Linked DNA regions of Homo sapiens: all the other regions are linked to region 1. The links are chromatin loops, found by intact Hi-C in ENCODE. Cell type or tissue: dorsolateral prefrontal cortex. All regions are shown on one strand. Links, peaks and the distances in the headings refer to the core of each region. The heading gives the core; the rest is flanking DNA.

Evidence for each region. Peaks named below come from ENCODE experiments on the same cell type or tissue, not always from the same donor. Only the 100,000 strongest peaks of a DNase experiment are listed, where the experiment ranks them.
Region 2: a loop joins it to region 1, with 5 times the contacts of the local background. A loop is called at or near these places in 2 of 110 quality-filtered maps.
Region 3: it touches region 1 in a loop (7-fold over the local background); 2 of 110 quality-filtered maps call a loop at or near these places.

What each region holds. Positions count from the first base shown.
Region 1 is chr5:125,408,717-125,416,274 of GRCh38, forward strand. No RefSeq gene overlaps it. Among named protein-coding and RNA genes, the nearest start is that of LINC02240, 81 kb to the right of the region's middle. RefSeq lists an enhancer at 2,950-3,449. In dorsolateral prefrontal cortex, for the core only: CTCF peaks have their summits at 2,763, 3,081 and 4,228 (motif pointing right); DNase peaks (open chromatin) are centred at 2,972, 3,520 and 4,185; H3K4me3 peaks cover 2,804 bases; H3K27ac peaks cover 4,000 bases.
Region 2 is chr5:125,814,157-125,821,714 of GRCh38, forward strand. The region is part of intron 3 of LOC124901056 (a long non-coding RNA gene); the gene reads right to left. Among named protein-coding and RNA genes, the nearest start is that of LINC02240, 320 kb to the left of the region's middle. In dorsolateral prefrontal cortex, for the core only: no CTCF peak of the experiment used is centred there; no DNase peak of the experiment used is centred there.
Region 3 is chr5:125,346,384-125,353,941 of GRCh38, forward strand. All of the region lies in intron 5 of LOC101927421 (a long non-coding RNA gene), which reads left to right. It also overlaps the pseudogene RN7SKP117. Among named protein-coding and RNA genes, the nearest start is that of LINC02240, 140 kb to the right of the region's middle. RefSeq lists enhancers at 1,902-2,467, 2,882-3,397. In dorsolateral prefrontal cortex, for the core only: a CTCF peak has its summit at 3,177; a DNase peak (open chromatin) is centred at 2,168; H3K4me3 peaks cover 1,959 bases; H3K27ac peaks cover 2,486 bases.

The DNA of each region.
Region 1 (7,558 bases), core at 2,030-6,029:
TTTTGCAGTTCTAGCAACAGAGCTCAATAAAACTACACTTGTTCTGGTGCACACCAATGAGATCATCCAAGGTCATTATTTCTGTCTTCCAAGCTCTGCAGATCAGCACACTACTGAAACCCAATTAAACCACAAGAGGTGGGGAAACATTAAAAATGAATCATTGACTGTTTAGGGGGAAATAAAAAGACAAGGCTTTCTGAGTCAGCTGAAACTTTCATCAGCCACTGGGCGTACCCTGTGAGCAAAGGAAGTCACAGGGGCCCAATGAGATACCTCTGTCATATTTTTTTCTCCAGATTGTGCTTTCTTGAAGAGATACTGAATTTAAAATGGAGCTATTTGGCAATGACAGGAGTTTAAAGGAGAGAGTTGGGAATTAGACCTTGCACCAAATAATCTACATCCCTGCAAGTGAGTGCGCCGTATTTCAAGCTATTCTGGTTGGCTGAGCAAAGCCCTGCATTTTTGTTAACTCCCTTTAATTAATCTTGTCATAAGTCCTATAGTGAGGTGGATGAACTTTCAAACATTAAACAGTGGAATTACTCACCGGGTGGCTTTTCCCAAACACTCCAACCCCAATTAAAGAGCTGTATTTGGTTTGGGTTTCCTCAAATGGCGCTCCTGTTAACACTCATCAAACACAGGAAAAATAAAACAGCAATTTAACTGTGCCCGCAGTGTGAAAGGCTTGTGCAAATAATCAGCACATTTCTAACCGGTTAGTAATAGGCAGAGTGCAAAAAACAAATGACCAGATTTATACCACTGGGCAGGTCTGAAAGCAATGTTACAGCTGAAATATATTCATTTACAATTTAAAGCAAGGCTTTCAGTGAATAATTGTTTACATAATAGTGAACAGTGCTTGTGCTGCACAACTGGGATCCATTTACAATGTGTTAACCAAATAATGCATGTTTACAAAAGATTTAGAGTTTGTTTTTGGAGAAAAGAATCGTGGTACCCTTGCCAACAAAAGCAGAGCAGTATGTACAGTTAGTAAATCTTTTCTTAGCTGCAAAATTAGCGTCAAGTTGCTTGAGCCCGTAAACTACGTCAGCATAAGTCACTCTCATTAAATTGATGTGTGAAGGTAGTATTCTTAAACAGCAGGTTGCTCCATTCTGATTTTTTTTTTTAATCAGTCAAATAATGAGGTGGGGGTAGAGTTGCTTAACCAGGCCAAGGGAAAAAGAAAGCGGAATCATCTTAAAACGGCCATCCCGGATTTAATAGCCTACAACAAAACCCTAAGCAGGTCAACTTCATGGTTCAGCAATTCCTAAAAGCCTTGTCTACTTCTCCAAAGCTTATCGGTGACGGCTGGTGTATAAGAGCTCCCAATGAGGACTGATTTACAGCACTGAAGGGCTTTGCAGTGACAAAGGAGGGCCAGGGTCCTCGAGTGCTTTCTGTATTTTTAAGATCCCAGAAGATGATGTGGTTCTGTGATAGGAATCTCTTAAACTTTACCATTGACATAAACAGGTCACAGTGCCTGCAAAAGCTTAAGCAGGAGTCAGGAGCAGTCTCTCTCTCTCCTTTTTTTCTGGGTCAGAGTCAGATTTTATCGAGTCAAGCTATCTAATTGAACACAAACCATGTGATAGGACCCAAACAGAGTGTATTAAAAATGAAACAGAAGGAGCCAGGTTTGTCTCAGGCTAGTGCTGTTACACGCGTAAGTTTCAGACATCCCCTGAATACAAAATGATTTTTTTTCCCCCTGCATTGACAAAAGTCCGTCTTGCAGGGGGAAAAAACAGTAGAGAATAAAACAAACAAATCCACACAAACACACAAATCTAGTTTCATGCTAGATGTATCTGTTGTGAAGCAATATGTTGGCTGAATAGGGAAAGTCAGGTGAGTTAAAGTCTTGTGGCAGCCTGATTTAAACCATGGCTACACAAACCAGAGCCCTGTCCAGATCTCAGGAAAGTGAATTATATATAATAACACTTACAGTTTCCTACTACTATTAGATTTGCCTTCTTACATAAATGCTTAAGTTATGATAAAAAACAGGGCCATGTCAGTTCCTTTCAGTCTCAGCACATTTGCTATTAGCATAAGAAATGCTGCTTATGGCAGAGCTAGTCGGGCTTGAAATTTCTGAATTAATGGATTTGATTTCCTCTTGAGACAAACCATCAGCCTTGCAGTAATGGAAATAGATATAGTTGGTAAAACAAATAAAAAGCTGGCATGCAGATAAAATGGGTTTCGGTTTAAAATAGTAATGTTGTAATTGAAGTGAACAATTACAGGGTTGCTCCTAGGCACAAAAGAAATACCATGAAAATGAAGTAATGTTTTTGTTAAGTATAGTCATTTCATGAAAATGTAGAGCTGCAGATGTCATTGTCTGCCAAAGGGAAAACTATACTTATTCTTCTATACAAAGATCATTTAATAACATTTGGCTAATTTTAATAATAATTGCTAATATTAACCCTATATTTCACTGGGAGTTTGAGGACAAAGGCTCCCTCCCCCGCCCTGTTCTTTCCCTGTCTTGGTAGTGAGCCAGGGAGAGCAAGTTCCTGTAAAAAGCCATTGGCAATGTGCTATCAAATCCCCACCCCCAGCAGCAGTCTACTCTTTTTTAATGTCTTATTTCTCTTTCTTTGTCAAGCATCTGTTATCAGGAATGGAGCCTGTTAGCTGGCAATTGGAGGTGCAGGAGGAACTGGAATAAAGAGGGGAAGGAGAGTGGGAACGCCAGGCAGGACAGGAAAGTGGGCTCTGGAATGTTCACATTTGATCCCCTGCACATTCTTTCTTTTTTTTTTTTCCTTTGGTCTGTTGCAACTTGTCTGTGAACCATACGAAATTCAGAATAGAAACTTCCATTTTTAGAACTTGAAATCTTTTCATTTTCATACACACACAAACGGAGGCAGCCAAGGCCACAGGATATCACAAGAAACATAAGTGTCTCATTGACTCTGAAAAGACAGTGACACAAATACACTTTCACAAAATGCTCAGCTGGGTCCCAGCCTGCCACTTGGCCCTTTCTCCCACTCCTCCGTTTCATTGCATTGAAGGAAGAGACATGCACTGTGTTTCCTCCTCAGGTTTTAGTAATTAAAACAATATTGTAGCTCTTTGAAGTTTTATTTGGAAATATACTGCGCTTTGTTCCCTCCAATGCTGCCTGGCTCACACAGCCTATTTGGCGCATTTGGCATCTCTTTATCCAAGGGAAGCGCTTTTCCCGGGGTTGGTATTTTTTTTTTTTTCTTGGCATCACAGCATTGAAGAAGGCACAGAGGAGTGAGAAAATGAAAGTCCCCCTTAACAAAGGATTGAGCTGTGACTTCTTAAGAGAAAAGGTTAAATTGACTGGCTGCGTGTCTTGGAGTGAAACAGGAGAAGGGCTGCTTCCCTTTTTACTCACCGCCAGTCAGAATAATTCATTTCCTAAGGCAGCCTACCTGTGACAGTCACAGGTGACCTCCCAGCCTGCTAAGCTCGGATGATTTCCCCTTCCCATTGCCCGAGTGCAGCTCCTGCCAGAAGACAAATGTACTGCAAGTCGAAGACATATCTGTAGTGCGGAGGAAAAGCAGCCTGTCTACATATGTCATTTTAAAGCCTCGCACGGAGATTTTACTGCTTTCTTCACACTCTCACACTTACATAAATACACCCACACAGTACAGGCAAGTTCCCCAGACTCCCAAGCGTTTCTCTCCCATTAGGAGACATTTTAAAACAAATTAGCACCCTCCCCAAAAGCCTATTGGCCTAAATGTGTTTATTACTTTGTTTGCTGTTTTAAAAACTCTTCCTAAAGGCGTCAAACGAGGCTGGGGAGTTCCTACAGAATTAAGCACACCCTTCGTCTGTTGAGGAATATACACATTCGACAAAGACTGAAATCTCTCTTTTTTTTTTTCCTCTTGACACAGCGGCTGGTGACACATAAATGTACTTTTTTTCCTTTGACAGAGTAATAAAAATCTCATTATCTCTGAATAGGCAGCAATTTCGTTATCTAATCTTTTTACCAAAAGGTTAGTTAATTAATCAGAAACAAATCCTGATGATTATTTCAATAGAATTAGAAAGACAAATCACCAGAGTACAGCTAAATAGGGCAGGCCTGCGGTTTCACCTGCTCATTGCCATGCAGGCCCCGTGACTGTCAGGGCTCCTCCAGGCAGACAGCCTCCGGAACAGCAGCCAGCAGATGGCTGCGCCGAGCGGCCAGCCTGCCTCCGCTCCAATGCCTGTGATCCCATTACCTCACTGAATCCGTTACCAGGGTAACTGTTAAATTGCTGTGAAAGGCATGGTAATAAAGTAACCTGTCACATTGGCAATAAAAGGAGCAGAATTTTCCTGTTCACTGAACTTTGCAGCTCATCAATACTCACTTGATGGAGAAATTCACCACTACTCCTGGGTCAGCCACAGGAATCTTTCCATAAGGCTTCTGAAATGCAAACGAAAGTTTATGTAAACACAAGAAAAGATAGAATTAAAAGCTGGATTCTTAGCTGCACAGAGCAAATGCTTCTTTTTCTGTGCAAGGGCTCTGGGAGCTTGAAGAACATCAGATTGCTCCCTTTGTTTTTGTTGTTTTTTAATTTAAAGCATGCTAGATAAAAATAACCTTTGCTGGGGAAAGACAGCTGTGATTAATTCAAGACTGGGAAAACAAAGCACGAGGAAAAAAATCCTTTGTTCCTAAAATCTGTCTTTCTTTTTTTCAGATGCTATCTTACTGGCTCTTTTTATTAAAGGGTCAGGGTGCTTTAAAAAATGATTTGGATTTGAGAGTTTTTTTTTTTTTTGTTTTTTTTTTTAAGAATGGAGAGCCTTGGTTTTCATAAGCATAAGGAGTTGAAAACAGCAAGCCCCCTTCTTCCAGCCCACCCCAACAGTTAGGGCTCATCAGTTCTAACTGCAAAGAGATGAATGTGTTCTGAATGTATGGTGTGGTTCTGTCTCCCCCTCCTTCTATAAATGCCCTTCAAAGATTTCTATGTCATGGACTCTAGTGGTGACGCTACCAGGTATAAGATTTACTAGAGTTAATTGAGTGGGGTTCTTTGAAGTAAGAAAAGAGAATAGCCAAATGCTTTCTCAGTATTAAAGAATAAGCAATAAGTTGAAAACCCTATTTACCTCAATTACATTTTGCAGCCAGACCTACAAACATACATGGAAAGTGGGAGTGGGGTATATCTATGCTGCCCTCATTACTAGGCATTTGCAGACTTCACGCTTTTGGCTCCATTTGGTGCTGTCATTAATTAGTCAGTATTAACCTTAGAATACTTTAGAGCTTGCCTATTGAAATAACTTTGGGCACACTCCTTTTTCTCCCTCCCTCCCTTTCACTTGCAAGTGCTTACAGCTTGTTAATAAAAAACTGACAGTATTTCTTTGACCAGCCAGCAGCAGACATAAATCGTACTTCTAGTTGTAGCTGCAACCCATGAAAAGAAATGCCTCCAAACAGGAATTGTCCTCATTACAGGCTGCCCAGCATGGAATTACTGCAGAGCCTCACTGGCTGGCCACATCAGATAGAGCCTTCGACTGGCATCTTAGACAGGATAGAGCTTTTAGGAATGAGGTGGCAATGTGCTACACATTAAAAAGTAGATGAGCTAGTTTTCAGTTAAAATCAGGAAAATGAAGGCTATGGCTTCATGGTATCCAAATTTGTTTAAAAATGGAAAATATTTTCTATCCTGTTGAAAGCAATTCTTAAATATAAAGTCACAACACACACATATATGCATATACAAACACACAATGTGAATTGAATTGTAAAATGTGTATTCTACTACTGATATTTAAAGTGTTCCCTGTAATTATACTTCTCACCCTTCTGCATTTTCATACGGTTCCAAGGAGAGAAAGAAGTAGAATTACAGAGGTAATTACTTGTGAACAACCTCTCCTCCCCCCAGTCATATGCTGCCATCACTATGAAGGTTTTCCATGGGTGTCAGGGAAGGAGGCTGTCTTTTTCTACACCAGAGATGGTCCAGCTAAATTTGGAAGAATAAGAACTAGTTTATATAATAGCTAAAAATGAGCTAGATCTTTAGATCAGGTGCTGTAAATACCAATGGTGCCACGAGAATTACATAAATGTGTGAGGTCGGTTGGATGTGAGAAAATGGAAGATGGTGGGCTTGTCATCCACTGGATAATCTATTCCTTCTTTAAAGGGGACAGTATTATTTAACTGCCATCTACTCTTTCCATGTAGCTAAGGAGAGTCTCCTGTCATCACATCTCCCGACTTTTCAAGAGAGTCAGCCCCAGATAAAAACTTGAATCGAATTATATTAGTTTGCTGGAGCAGCAATAACAAAGTATTAAAACTGAGTAGCTTAAACCAGTGGTCTCCAACTTTTTTAGCACCAAGGACTGGTTTTGTGGAAGATAATATTTTCATGGCCAAGGTGGGGGCTGGCAGGTGGTTTTGGAATGAAAGTGCTCCACCTCAGATCATCAGGTATTAGATTCCCACAAGGAGCACACAACTTAGATCCCTCGCATGCACAGTTCACAGTGAGAATTTAATGCCCCTGCTGATCTGACAGGAGACAGAGCTCAGGTGGTAATGCTTGCTCCCCTGCCGCTCACCTCTTGCTGTGCAGCCAGTTCCTAACAGGTCATGGGGACTGGTTCAGGTCCACGGCCCGGAAGTGGGGACCCCTGCCTTAAACAACAGAAATTTATTTTCTCACAATTTTGGACCCTGGAAGTTCGACATCAAGGTGTCAGCTGGGTTGGTTTCTTCTGAGGCCTCTCCCTGGCGTGCAGACGTCTTCTCTCTGTGTTTTCACATGGGTTTCCTTCTGTGTCTTTTCCCTGATCTCCTCTTATAAAAACACCAGGCATTTTGGATTAGAGCCCACCGTAATGACCTCATTTTAACTTAATTAATTCTTTAAAGACCCTATCTCCAAATACAATAATGTTCTGAGGTACCGAAGGTTAGAACTTCCTATAAATTTTAGGAGAACACACAATTCAACCCATAACATCAGTGTAGGCCAGGCAAAACTTTGTTCCAAGGTAAATCTTGGCAATGATAATAATTACACAGTGCTTACAGTGTGAAAGGCATGGTTGTGGGCCTTTTAAAGGTATTAACTTACTGAATTCTCACAGCATCCTTATGAGGTAGGAAATATTATTATTCCTATTTTATGGTGATACATTAAGGCACAGGGAGATTAAATAATTCACTCATGCAGCATCTGGTGATGCTGGGATTGAAGTCCAAGCAGTATCTAGTTTGTAGTTTGTGTTTTAGCTGGGTCAGAGCTTTCATGGTGACAAATGACCTACTATGACCTTGAGGCTGTAGAGTAGAGGCACTTAAGAGCTAAAAGTTAGAGTTTTGTAATTGCCAGAAATGCAGATAATCCTTATCAAATCAGGTTTACATAAGGGTTCTGTGGATGCACACCTATTCTCACAGAATGGGTTTGGCCATTCTGATGAATCAACTGGATTTCTGCTGAATCAACTGGATTTGAAGTAACAAAGTACTCTTTATCGTCTAGAG
Region 2 (7,558 bases), core at 1,483-5,482, 400 kb after region 1:
ATATTAAAAGTATAATAATCCAAATCTTTCACTGCCTTATTCAGTAACCAAATAAGTGTTCATATTAAAGGTGACAGAGATAGATGGCATTAACTCTGTTTTTTTGCTTGACAGCTCTTGCCCACAACATATGTTCAGTGCTATCAGGGTTATTACAGAGAACACAAACTAATCAGGTGGACAGATTCACAAACAGTGTCTAGAACACATGGTGGCCTCCCAGTGTTAACAAGAAATGTCTGAATCGCTTGTAAACATCATCAAATAATGTGAAGATTTGTCATTTTGATTGCTGGTTCTTAAGACTGTGGTTAAAATAATCTTGTTGACTATGGACCTGCTAGATTGGAAGGTGAGATGCTGTGACCTGACCTTATTTGCTGTTGTGTCACGGAAAAGAGAAAAAATTATGGGCTCTGTAATAGTTCTGATATTGATTCAACAATCCATATGTTTTACCTTTAAAAATAATTTGGGATTAATGTTTGCTCTTGAGGCTGAATTTATTAAAAGGGATTAATATACAAAACCTTTTTGTTCAAAAGTTTATTAAGAGTTACCCACTTATTAATTTCTTTCTCCATTAAGGAATTCTAATTCTAGGGTAATTTGATGATCTAATGTTACAAAGATTAAAATGTACTTGAAAACTACCACTAGCTTCCCATGCAGTAGCACCTCTATGTGCATATGGGTACATGAGTTCTCATGTTTTTATCTTTAATCTACTATGTATTGTGTGTGTGTGTATATATATATATGTATATATTTGTGTATATTTACATATACATATGTCACTGCAAAATTTCTCCTTGACACCTAACAAAGATATCACTTTTTACTTGCAAAGAAAATCAGAATGGAAAAATAATACCTAAATGGTGAGCCAGATGAAGTAATTATTTTGGGATTATAAGGAGAATGTTGCTGGGAAAAGAGCTTGAAATTGTGAAATTTCTAAATAAAGAGGCCTTTCAACAAACTGGAGCAGTCTGCAAGGGCACTATCTAAACATAAAGCCTACTGATCTCAGCATTTATTCCATTGACTTCTGGCAGGTTTTAAAGGGAGGGGGGAGATTTTGCTATAAAGTTTATATTTTTAGGTGTATAGCTTTTTTTCTAATTCTTTTTATCTCCACTGAGTCTTCTTCCCTCAATCTATTTATCATACTCACGGTCAGAGGTAATCTTTACTATAGCATGAAAATATCCTAAAAATTAGAATTATATGAATTTGAAGTAAAAATATATACCATCTTATTAGTGAATTAGCTTGTCCAAAGCTTAAATACTTGGTAGTTCTTTCCAGATAAAATAGAATATTGTACAAGAGTGTAGGCTTTAGAGACACAGAGGTTGTTTTGGAATGTTGATTATGACACTTCATAGAGTTGTGAATTTGGGTTACTCATTTAACTTTTTTGAGCTTCAATTTTCTCATCAAAAAGTATAGATGGTAATATCTATTAAATGGAGTTGTTAAGAAGATTACAACAAAAACCTATTTTGGCAAAGCATTTACTAGAATGGCTGACCCATAGGAAGTCTTAGTCAGCTGCATCTGTTATAATTATGTGACAATATCCTTTGTTACTTCCATTTTGAATTTTCAGGCTAGCCTCTAGGTTCTAATCTTGGGGAAAACTGTTCCTATTAGTTATCTTAATTTCTATCAATTAGATTAAGTTTCTCTCCTATTTATCAACTCATTATAAGAAACAATGACTTCTTCTACCTAGAACAGTGCCTCTCTTTTGCTACAGTTTGAAACTGCATATTATCAATCAGCTGAAAAGGGAGCTACTTCAACCTCCTACCATCCTCCAGGCTTCCCCCACCCTGTGCTGCTATTCCTAATTTCTCTCTTTTGTTCATTAAGTGTTCAAATCCTGCTGTTGACTCTACCTCTTCAATAAATATATTCTTCCTATAGTCATCAGTGATCTCTGATTTGCAAAGCCCAATGAATTACTTTTCAGTCATTTTCAACATTCAAAAAGTTGACCATCCACACCTGGAAGTTCTCCTACTATGAGTTTCTAATAGCATTACTCTCTCTGGTTCTCCTCCTATCTCTCCAGATACTTGTTATTAAAGTCCATGAGATCATTTTTCCTTTTCCTGATTCTGCATTGTAATTATTTTATCTTTAGTTTTCTTCTCTTTTATTCAATCAAGAAAAGCATATTGGTTGGTCTGACACACAATACGATAATTTTCAATCTATATCTCCAGCTCAGCATCGTACTCAAGGTGTCAGCCCATACAACCGCTACCTAGTAAACACTACTTAGAAAACATTTCAAACATAACTTGTCCAGAACAATATAACATGACCCCTCTACAACTCACTAACTTTACTTTCTACTCTGGTAACTTATACCACCATATTCTGTCTTAGCCACCCTGGGCTGCTATACCAGAATGCCAATCTAGGTGGCTAATCAACAACAAACATTTATTTCTCACTCTTCTGGAGGTTGGAAGTGTGAACTCAGAGTGCCGGCATGATTAAGTTCTAGTGAGTACCCTCTTCCAGTGGCTTTGCCCTCATAGGTGGAAATGGGGGGTGTAGGTGTTTCGGGTTTGTTTTACTAATGGCACTAATCCCATTCATGAGGGCTCCATAATCATGACCTAATTACCTCCCAGAAGCCCTGCTTCCTAATACCTTACATTGCAGGTTAGGATTTTAACATATAAATTTTGGAGAAACACAAACATTCAGTTCATAACATATTTCCAGTTTTCCAAGATGTCTAAAGGTCATTTTATATTTCCCACTTTCCGATATTCCACTTAAACATTATGTCAATTCTACCTTCATAATATCTTACAATTTATTTTCCTTCTGTACTATCGCTGCCTTTGCCTTACATTAGACCCTCTTCTTTTTTACCTGGATTTCTTATGAATTTTCCCTTCTCCTAGTCTTCTTTCCCTCTATCCCAAATCCATTAGCCATACTGCCACAAAAAATCATTTTAATGAAGTATAAATTGATTGCATCATTCTCTTAAATCATTCCAAGTTTTCGTATTACCTTCAGGATAAGTACCACCATAGAATACATCTTTCCTGTTATTTTTCTCCCCCCCCCACGTTCCTATACAAATGCTCCTTGACCTAAGATGTTGATATGGTTTGGATGTGTGTCCCCTCCAAATCTCATGTTGAAATGTGATTCCCAATGTTGGAGGTGGGGCCTAGTGAGAGGTATTGGATAATAGGGGCAGATCCCTCATGAATGGATTGGTGCTGTCCTTATGGTAATGAATTCTCACTCTATAAGTTCACATGAGATCTGGTTGTTTAAAAGAGCCCAACACTTCCTCTCTTCTCTCTATTGCTCCCTCTCTCATCATGTGACACACAGGTTTCTCTCACCTTCGGCCATGATTGTAAGCTTCCTGAGGCCCACACCAGAAACAGATGCCAGCACTATGCTTCTTGTATAGCCTGCATAACAGTGAGCCAAGATAAACCTCTTTTCTTTATACATCATCCAGCCTCAAATTATTTTGTTATAGCAAAGCAAATGGACTAACACAGGTGGGGTTATGTCCTGATAAACCCTTGTTAAGTTGAAAATATTATAATTCAAAAATGCATTTAACGTACCTAACCTTTGGAACTTTGTAGCTTAGCCCAGCCTACCTTAAAACTGCTCAGAACATTTAGAATAGTTCACAGTTGGGCAAAATCATCTCACACAATGCTTATTTTATAAAAGGATTGTATATCTCCTGGTTGTTACCTTCAAGATCATGTCCCTGTCTGGGACCTGTGGCTCGCTGTCACTCCCCAGCATCCAGAAAGACTACAGTACTGCATATCACTAGCCCAGGAAAAGATCAAAATTCAAAATATGGTTTCTACTGAATGTGCATTGCTTTTGCACAATTGTAAAAATTAAAAGATCATGTCTAACCTTTGTAAGATGGGGACTGTCTGTGTATATTTTGTGCTATCAGCATGATGCAATATTTGTGTACCCCTGAAGATTCTGTACACATTCACATCTTGGCTCTGCCCATACTTTTCCAATTTGCCTAAAATATCGTTCACATTCTTCTTCAATCACATTGTTCTGGTTCTTCAACATTTATCTCAGCTTTCACCTACTGACTTCATCTCCTGCCTGAGATAGGTGTCCTTTTCCTGTGCTTCTCTTTGTCTGTATGCATTGCTATCATAACTCTTACCATTCTGTACTTCAACTGTTCATTGATTTGTCTTACTGGACAATGAGATTCTCTAAGACGAGAACATGAGGCACACTTTATCTGCTACACAAATCCCCTCACCTGATACACATCTGGCACTCTATAAATATTCATTAAAGCAATAGCTAAATAGCCAGTGCCGTTCACGTTTTGTGATCTCTACCATCATCTTCCCTCGGTTCCTTCCCTGAATCATCTTCTTGATGTGTGTATGCTAGGTTCTTTTCTCTCCATCTTTGCTTTTCCTATTTCCCCATTTCACACTTTACTTTTCAGGTTTTCTAAACAGGTTATTACCTCAACATAGCCATTATAGAACTCTCTCACTCTTCTTTCTCTGAGTTCTGATTTTCACTTATATTTTTCAGTGAACCCAAAGTTCACTAATTATAGGTTCTTAGCTCTTCAAAGCATTAGTACCTCAGTAGCAAAACAAGTTCTACCTGGAGATTTCATTCATCTCAAAGTTCATCACATCTCCCTCAAGAAGTTACTAATTTAAATACACTATCACATGTTAAATTGGTTTGATGTATTGGGAAATGATAGCACTGGTTTATTTTAAAACATGCAATATAACTGAGGCCTAACATTCATATTTTATAACATCAATTTCTTTCCCTTCCAGAGGTTATATCTGAATCAACAGTAATGCTTTAGAAAGAAGAGTGCTGTAATGGTAGCCAGACCATTTAAAAATATTCCCTATACTCACAAGCAAGAGCAATCTAAGTGAAAATATACCACAAAATTAACAGTTATGAATTTAATGTAAACATTTAAAAGAATGGGATATCATAGAAATCTCTTTCTAATTATCAATAGGACTATTTTTGTGTTTTTATGTTCAAAAAAAAGGACATTGCTTTAAGGCATTGATAAAAGAATAACATTTTTAAACCAAGTGATTTCAAAGCCTTGTCTAAATTACAATCTCAAAATGTCACCCATCTTTCTTATTTCTTTGGAGTCAAACTTAATTACAGGGCCTTTAAATTGATCAGACCTGATATACCAGGAGGATTTCCCAATATATTTTAGCCAAGTAGAGATACACCAATGATGTGTTGAGCTGAATAATTTTAACCATCCTATCTTTTTCTGCATAAAATTGAGTTTCAGATCATGCCTTCAACTGAGATTATAATTAATAACAACTTTTCCCTTGAAATGCTGAAATAGCATGCATTTTGCTTAGATGAATATGTTCTAGAAGCCAAGTGCCAATACAAAAAAGAGTACACAATTTGTTCTTTATGTGAGGCCACATTAATAACTGAGATTTACAGCTAATCAGTGCAAATTGTTATTATTTCCAAAATTATAAGCCTAGCTGCCTATACAATTCTACATATTTACAGTGACTTTAAAAGGATGTGTCTGATTTTAAAGCTCTGGCCTTTAAACAAAAAGGTCTTTTTCATTATGCCAAACAGAGAGGTGATGCTGTTGAATAAATTTATGCTGTTCTTTTACGTGTGCGTGTGTGTGTGTGTGTGTGTATGTGTGTGTGTAGATACATACACTTATATATAACATGGAGGACTGCAATAAAAATGACTATACAATTGGGAGAAAGGTAAAATGTTACACAAATACTGTGTATATTCCTTGTCTATCCAAGGTTTCCTTCAAAATTTAGACATTGTTTGTATCTTGTATATACCCTAAATTGCCCAATTTCACTAAATCATTTGGACTTTTTATAATTAACAGGAATATGCTACATGAGAAGCGTAACTTAAATTTTCTAATATTGTCCAAGCTGTAAACTGCTTTTAGAGGTATAATCTCTATCATTTAGCCCCATTATGTACTTTATGAAGGTATTACCTGTATTTTATACTCTTAAAAAACAGTGAATTAAAGCATTTTTTGCCACTCGTATAGTGAAATAAGATTCTGTAACATAAGCCTAATCAAACTTAACTTAGTCCTTTTGTGATTTCCATAAAATTAAAAGATGATAATTTGACACATTAAAAAGCTGAGTGGTTTATATAGCCATAAGAAATTTGATACACATTGTAGCTTCAACATCTATTCTCCTGGAGGAGCTTGCTATAGCAGCATGACACACAAATACTTATTTTTAAAATATATCTTAATCCCTAAACTAAAAAGTGGGTAAAGAATATATATATATATATATATATATATATATATATATATGCAATTAATAGAGAAATATAACTGGCCAATTAGCATTAGAAAAATGTCCAACTTCAAAAAATAAACAAAGAAATAAAAATTTAAATAAAAGATAAAAGTGTCGGTGAGGTTTTGCTGTGTTGGACTGATAGAACTTAAATCGATAAGAAACTCAATACACGGTAATTTGACAATAATTTAAAGAAACTGATAAAAACATATACTCCTTTTAATACAGATATTCAACTTACCAGAATTTATCCTAAGAAAACAATTATAGATGTATGTAAAGACTTAGGTTCAAATATATCTTTAGCGTTGTTGTTAATGATGGCAAAAAAAGAAATAGAAACGATCTGAGTCCAAAGATAGAAAAATAGCCAATTTACTGTTTAATAGTACAGCATTACAGACATTAAAAATAATATTGTAAGAGAATAAATTATGCCATTGAAAAATAGATATATTTAGTTAAGGGGGAAAATAAGAGCAAGAAGAAGATTGCAATTATATGTATAATATAATCCCAGTTTAGAGGCAATATAAGTTTTGTAGCTAAGACCCACTCTAGTTTGAAGCCAGATGAATGAATTCCAGTTTGGGCTGCACCGTTGACTAGCTGTGTAACCTTTAGGATGCTATTTTAACCTTTCTGAAATTCAGTTTCCTTATCTATAAAATGGCATTAAGAAACTTTCAAATTTGCAGGGCCTTTGTAAGATTTCAAAGGAATAATTCATATATGGCTGTTAGTACAATGCATGAATAAAGTGGGTATTCAGTATATGTTAATTTTATAATTCTTATTATATAATATGTATATTTTGTGTCATATTTTATGTTTATATTACATCTGTATAATATGCATATTTTATATTAAATGTATGTTTATGACCAAACATTCACTGAAACTGTTAAAATGACAGTTTCTTAGAGGTAGGATTCTGAATGGTTATTTCATATACACCTGGATTTTTCTTCAGTGAATACATATAACTTCTGTAACAGGGAAAAAATAAAATTATATAGGAAAGATTAAGCTAGAAGCTCCAGCAGCAATATCCAAACACTGAAAGTTCAGGGTCTTATTTCTTGTTTCTGCAGTCTCCACGGGTTAGGTGGCTCTCCAGAGAGGTGCCTGCCAAACAGTGATGTGAGTCTGTCTGCATCATAAAGCAG
Region 3 (7,558 bases), core at 1,483-5,482, 63 kb before region 1:
ATGCAGATCTCAAAGTCTCTGACAATCAAGGCTCTGTTCCTACATAGGGCTTATGGGAAAGAATCGCACACCAGAACAAGATCCTTTTCACTGGAAGGATCGCTTGTCGGGGAGGCGAAGGGGGAAAGACATGGTAATGCCTGTTTGTTTGACTTCTCTCAGCCCCTTCTTTGGAGCAGTTTTGAATTTTTTGGCTCGGCTGCCCCATCACAGGCAGATGTTTGAAGCTCTTGTGCTCCATGAAGGTGAAAGAAGCAGACAACTGCCTCTTTTGTTTCTCTTTGTTAAGTGTTTTTTTTCTGACAGTCTCACTCTGTTGCCCAGGCTAGAGTGCAGTGGTAAGATCTTGGCTCACTGCAAACTCTGCCTCCCAGGTTCAAGGGATTCTCTTGCCTCCGCCTCCCGAATAGCTGGGATTACAGGTGCGTGCCACTATGTCCAGCTAATTTTTGTATTTTTAGTAGAGATGGGATTTTGCCACGTTAGCCAGGCTGGTCTCGAACTCCTGACCTTAGGTGATCCTCCCACCTCGGCCTCCCAAAGGGCTGGGATTACAGGTGTGAGCCACTGCGCCTGGCCTCTTACTTCTCTTTTTCACCAAGCTGATGGACAAGAGGCTGTGAACTTTGATATACCAAAGAATCATGGGGTATGTGAGGGTTGAAACTGCAGCAAACAGATGCCTTCTTTATAGCTGGAGAGGCTGTGAGAAGAGACTGTCCTGTGGGCAAGAACTCTGGATGTATGAGACAGTGTGCCAAAACAGTTAACAGAAATTATGAAGCAATTTCGATTTATGTTGCAGCAAAAAGAAGAAGGAACAGAGGAAATTGAACTTCCAGTGAGGTCTGATAATTAAACTCAGGCATACTGACAGGGTAGGTGAACACAACAGATAAATAACTACTTTCCGGTAATTATAAGGCAGGATGGTAACATATTAGACAAGCTGGCTTGCTCGGTATTTTCAAGGCTGACATTTCGATTCTAGGGGATATTTGGATCTGTGCTAACAGATTTCTTTCTTTTTCCACACTTGCTTTTCCTTTTCCACTCCCTATTGCTTGCTGAAAATAAAATGTGATTTTAAAGTGCCACTGTTCAGCATGTTTCATGCGTCTGCTTCGCCTCACATAGCCGACCTCAAAACCCACTGCTGCTGGACGCAGTTGCTGAAGTGGTGTCTGCTTTTCTAAAAACTGTAATTATTTAAAAGATTTTAATCAGATGTCCCCTATTAGAAGAAAATGGTGCAAATCACATAGTCCATTTACAATCCTTCCTTGGCCATAGACTGCTAAAGCTTTTAACAAATCATTTCATAGCACAAACACTTCTTTTCACAAGAAGGAAATGGAGGCAATGGGTTCTTGTCTAAGACGCACTGTTTTCAACAGAAATAAAGCAGACACTTAAGTCAAGGGAACAAAACCACTCTCTTTTGTGAATGGGGATCACTCTCAGACACCCAATTTTCCTTCTGTCTTTAAGAATAATGTTACAATACTTTTAAAAGGGGAATTTACATAATAGAATACAGATGTTGCCCTTTTCTATGTGATGTGTAGACTGTAGATTGTGTGCTATATAGACTTGATTTTCAGGCAGAAATTTTAAAATGAGTGTTTTTTTCATGGTCTGTCCTATAATCAAACCATCTCATGAAGAATGAAGATCTGTCCCTGTGGGTCTCTAGCCTCAAGGATCTGCTGTGTCGTGACTCAAATTCCAGATGGTGTAGATTTACTTTGTTGACCCAAACCCCATGTTTTCTTTCTTTTTTTTCTTTTAATTTAAAAAAACAGTATCATAATTTATTGATTGCTCTTGGGGAATGAACTTCCAATGCCCATCTTGTGGCCTGGCAGGGAGAAATTTCCCAGTTCTGTTTGAGCGAGCTGTCCACTCCACTTGGCACTTGAACAGGCTAAAACGGAATGTCTTTTGTTGTAAACACCTAATTTGTTCATTTTGAACTGTCTGAGTAACTAGATCAAAGACCAGTGTCAAATGCCCAAAGCAGTGTTTGTCAGCAGTGGACTTTTTATTCTTCTTGTTCTATAGCAACTGAAAGAGAAAAAGACTCGTACTGTATTTCCACAAAAGCGTAGGGAAGCTCGCGTTGGCAGCCTCTTGCGACAGAATGAATACATGCTACTGAGTACAGACCATTTGTCTCCTGATTACAACAGACCCCAGGGGAACTGGTGTTGGCTTTGAATTCCACCTCTCTTTTACTGAGCGCCTCCTCGCCGTGATGGTTCCACCCCCAATCCTCACAGCACAGAGCGTCAGGGACTCAGATCTCCTCTCTGCTGTGGGTTTTAGTCAGCTTTCTAAATTCAAACAGGGCCCTCTTGTTTGAAATGTGTTGACTTGTCTTGAACAGTAACATATATTTTTAAACTATTCTCATTTGGAATTCAGCAGTGGCCATAATGAATGCCTTTAGTGCTCCTGTGTGTTTCATATGCATGATAACAAGGGCTTCGGTGTAGAGGAAGGAAACAGAGAATGACGACCTAAAAAGTCACCCAGTTCCTAATATTAAAAATGGTACAAAAATGGTAGAGCATATGATGGTCTTACTAGTTATGTGTGAACCCACCTGATCATTTTTCCCATTGATTTATAAGGGCTCACGTTGTTTTTCTCCGTGCAGAATTGTTGTTTGGAAATGGACAAGAATGTGTCTTTATTATGCTAAGAGTACAGCTTTATTATTAGGCAGTCTTGAGGGCTGCTGGGATGCATTCTCCTTAATTACACCTATTTTCACTGATATTCCCTAAGAACTGCTCTGCTCATATTTCCATTGGAAGGCCAAGTTCAGCCTGAAAGGTTCACTTCCTACTTAACAGCAGTTGCAGTCATTAACATTTTTTTTTCTTGTTTAGTTTTGCTTTACTGTTCATTTCCTTTAAAGGAAAGTAGATCATAAAACATTCGTGAAAGTTTCCTTTATTTCAGATTAGCTGAATTTATTTTACACATTTGTCTCTGTTTTTTCTTATATTCTTATTCACTTTATTGTCTACCTTTGCAGTTATTTTTTTCTTATATTAAGAAAGAGAAAAGAAGCGAGCTGTCATTTGGCAGTCTCTTTTCCATTATGTTTGCACTGCTGGGAAACGCTGGAACAAAGGCATTCAAAGTGTTACTGAATGGGGCTCAGCATTCAGCCCTGCTGGTGAGGCTGCAATCAGTCCGACTAGGATGAAAATGCGTGCTTTTCAACACTGGTTGGAGATGTTTGTATTTATCTTTGGAATGCATGCCTGGTCCATGCAGTCATGTGATGTGTTTTTGCCATGTCCTTATGTGTCCCAGCTTTTTCTGTGGTAGGATGGAAGAAATGGAATGTGACCCATTAACCCTTAGTCGGTATGAAGTAGTCCAACAGATACTTCTCAAACACAAAGAGTCCCTGCTCACGTCAAAGTCAATTTCTAAAACACGTTTTTATCCGGGATTTAGTTCCTGTCCTGTTCTAGCCAGATGTGCATGTGGACAAGCTATGCCACTTCTGCTGACACGTTGGTAGTGAACAGTTCTGGGGTCATAAATAGCAATAATGGGATGAACCAAACAGGCAGTAGGTGTCCTCAGGCCTGGAAAAGGCATAGGAGGGTTAAAGTGGTTACTTAAGTCACACTGTTTATGTCTCCCATGTGCTAATGAAGATATAGAACATTTCTACCACCCCAAAAATTTTATTGTGCCATCTCACTGTCAGTTTCATCCCCAGCCTACAAGTATCCCTGTAGATTAATTTTTCTGTGAACACATTTTCTTTTGAATTGCCAAACCATGTCATATAATGTGTATGGCACATCAGAAAAACGGATAGTACTGCTTTTGGACTTGAGGTCTTAGGTTTAATTTCTATTAACACTTGAATTCATCTGACAATATCAAACGCAATCTCTGTGTGTTAAAGATTTGTTGCAAACTGTTCTTTAATTTTCCCCCCTAAACTATTTAGTACTAATGACAATTCCTGAAAAATAAAGAGACTCAGTGGATGTTATAGGTATCTGGTTTATAAACTACTAAGCAAAGGTCTTTCAAGTTAAAGTTTGAAATGGGCACAAAGGCTCCAAGAGTCCTTAGAATGAAAGTGTCATGGCACATTTGCAACTCTTTTAAAAACCTCTTTGAGGCTGAGTGCGTTTACGCCTGTAATCCCAGCAATTTGGGAGGCCGAGACGGGCAGATCATTTGAGGTCAGGAGTTCGAGACCGGCCTGGCCAACGTGGTGAAACCCTGTCTCTACTATACATACAGAAAAATTAGCTGGGTGTGGTGGTGTATGCCCGTAATCCCAGCTACTCAGGAGGCTGAGGCAGAAGAATTGTTTGAAGCTGGGAGACGGAGGATGCAAGGATGCAGTGAGCCGAGATCACGCCACTGCACTCCAGCCTGGGCAACAGAGTGAGACTCCATCTCAAAAGGAAAAGAAAAAACAATAACAAAACAACAAGAGCAAAATAAAAAAAAAAATTCCACCTCTTTGAGAGCTCGTTTGAAGTTTCTAGCAGGGGAGGGTAGCTACCCGTATACCCTTGATGGAAGGCCGGCCCTCCTCTATGAGGGATGGTTATCCTCTTTGAGCATGCAGCTTCGGGAGGGACGCACGAGGAGCGGTAAGGAAGGGAGGGGACACCTGCCCAGCCAACCGGATCAGCCAAATCAACCTTGGCGATCAATGGGGTGACATGTGTCGCAGCCAGATCACCCTCACATCCATTAACTCTTAAAACACTTCTTTGGATTCGCTAAAACTCTCCTTCTCTCTGTAGAACACAGTGACTAATGTCCATCATTCTCTCTCTGCAATCATCTAGCTAGCGGGCTGTTCTCAGGGGGGTTGTGCATTTGCCTCACCTGTTGAATTGGTGCCTACCAAGCATTTATTATGTTTATACTACACAAGTTTTACTTCCTGTTGTTATTATTTAATTTAATAAATATTACACCAAGTGGCAAAATACGAATGTCAGGAAAACAGTTTTGGGTTTCTCTGGAGAGAAATTTAATGCCAAGGAAAGACAAAGTTTTTTTTTGTTTTTTTTTTTGTTTGTTTGTTTTTTAAAGAAACCCCAAAACTTGCTATCAAATTAAGTGGATAAGACAACTATTAAAAAAAAAAAAGAGGAAAGAATGGCTCTTTAAATTCTAAGACATCTAAAGAAACAATCGGAATTCAAAGCTGATGCATCATGGAAGTCTTTCTTTTCTTTCTTTCTTTCTTTCTTTCTTTCTTTCTTTCTTTCTTTCTTTTTCTTTCTTCCTTTCCTTCTTTCTTTCTTTCTTTCTTTCTCTTTCTTTCTTTCTTTCTTTTTTCTTTCTTTATTTCTTTCTTTGTTTCTTTCTTTCTTTCTTTTCTCTCTCTCTCTCTCTTCCTTTCCTTCCTTTCTTTCTTTTTTTTTCGGTTCTCCCTTTGTCGCCCAGGCTGGAGTGCTGCAGTGTCGTAATCATGGGTTACTGCAACCTTTGCCTCCCAGGCTCAGATGATTCTTCCACCTCAGCCTCCCAAGTTGCTGGGACTACAGGCATGCAGCACCACACCTGGCTAATTTTTGTGTTCTTGGTAGAGATGGGGTTTCGCCATGTTGCCCAGGCTGGTCTTGAACTCCTGGCCTCAAGCAATCAGCCCACCTTGGCCTCCCAATGTGCTGGCTGGGACTACAGGCATGAGTCACTGTGCCTGGCCTGTTTATTTCTATTTAATAAACAACTATCTGGCACTTTCAATGAGCCAGTGCTGTTCTAAGGATTTTTCATCCTCCTAACTACTGTGTATGGTAGGTAATATCCCTTTTGACATATAAGGAAACTGAGGCACAGAGCAGCTATGCAACTTCCTGAAAGTCACACAGGTAGCAAGTGGCAGAGCTGAGATTCAGAACACAGGAGCTTTGTCCAAAGCCTCTTTGCTTCCCACTGTCTTATCCTGCCTCTTTTTATCCACCACAGTTTATGGAACTGTCCAACTAGCACATCTACTTGCGAGGTGGGGAAGGCTGTGGTCCTTCATCAAAAGACTAAAAATAAATGAATGTCTAAACCAAATTTACATTTTAGTTAAGCTAAAATGTTTACCTTTCTTCCTTTTTAAAAATAATTTCAACAGTTTTTGGGGAACAGGTGGTGTCTGGTTACATGAATAAGTTCTTTAGTGGTGATTTCTGAGATTTTGGTGCACCCATCACCCGAGCAGTGTACTCTATACCCAATGTGTAGTCCTTCATATCTCGCCCCCTCCCCACCCTCCCCCCAAGTCCCCAAAGTCCATTAGATTATTACACCTTTGTGTACTCATAGCTTAGCTCACACTTTTAAGTGAGAACCTATGATGTTTGGTTTTTCATTTCTGAATTACTTCACTTAGAATAATGAATGGTCTCCAACTCCATCCAGGTTGCTACAAATGCCGTTATTTCATTCCTTCTTGTGGCTGAGCAGTACTACTTTTTCATGGGATTTTTTTTTTCTTTTCTTGCTGGTTTGTCAGAGTTCCTTGTAGATTCTGGATACTAGTCCTTTGTGGATGCATAGTTAGCGAAGATTTTCTTCCATGCTGTGGGTTGTCTGTTTACTCTGCTGATTTTCTTTTGCTGTGCAGAAGCTTTTGAGGTTGATTAAGTCCCACCAATTTATCTTTGTTTATGCTGTATTTGCTTTTGGGTTCTTGTTCGTTAACTCTGCCTGAGTCAATGTCTAGAAGAGTTTTTCCAACGTTATCTTCTAGAATTTTTTTGGTTTCAGGTCTTATATTTCAGTCTTTGATCCACCTTGTGTTGATTTTTGCATCAGGTGACAGATGAGGATTCAGTCTCATCCTTCTACACGTGGCTTGCCAATAATGCCAGCACCATTTGTTGAATAGGGTGTCCTTTCTCCACTTTATGTTTTTGTTTGCTTTGTCAAAGATCCATTCGCTATAAGTATTTGGCTTTATTTCTGGTTTCTCTATTTTGTTTCATTGGTCTAGATGCCTACTTTTATACCAGTACCATGCTGTTTGGTAACTATAGCCTTGTGGTATAGTTTCATGTCGGTTAATGTGATGCCTCCAGATTGTTTTTTTTGCTTAGTCTTGCTTTGGCTATGTGGGCTCTTTTTTTGGTTTCATATGGATTTCAGGATTGTTTTTTCTAGTTCTGTGAAGAATGATGATGGTATTTTGATGGGAATTGCATTAAATTTATACATTGCTTTTGGCAGTATGGTCATTTTCACAATATTGATTCTACCCATCCATGAGCATGGGATGTGTTTCCATTTGTGTCATCTATGACTTCTTTCAGCAGTGTTTTGTAGTTTTCCTTGTAGAGATCTTTCACCTCCTTGGTAAGGTATATTCCTATGTATTTTATTTTTCTTGGAGCTGTGGTATAAGGGGTTGAGTTATTGATTTGATTCTCACCTTGGTCGTTGGTGGTGTATAGCAGTGCTACTGATTTGTATACATTGATTTTGTAAAGTGGGCATCCTTGTCTTGTTCCAGTTCTCAGCAGAAATGCTTTCAAATTTTCCCCATTCAGTATACTGC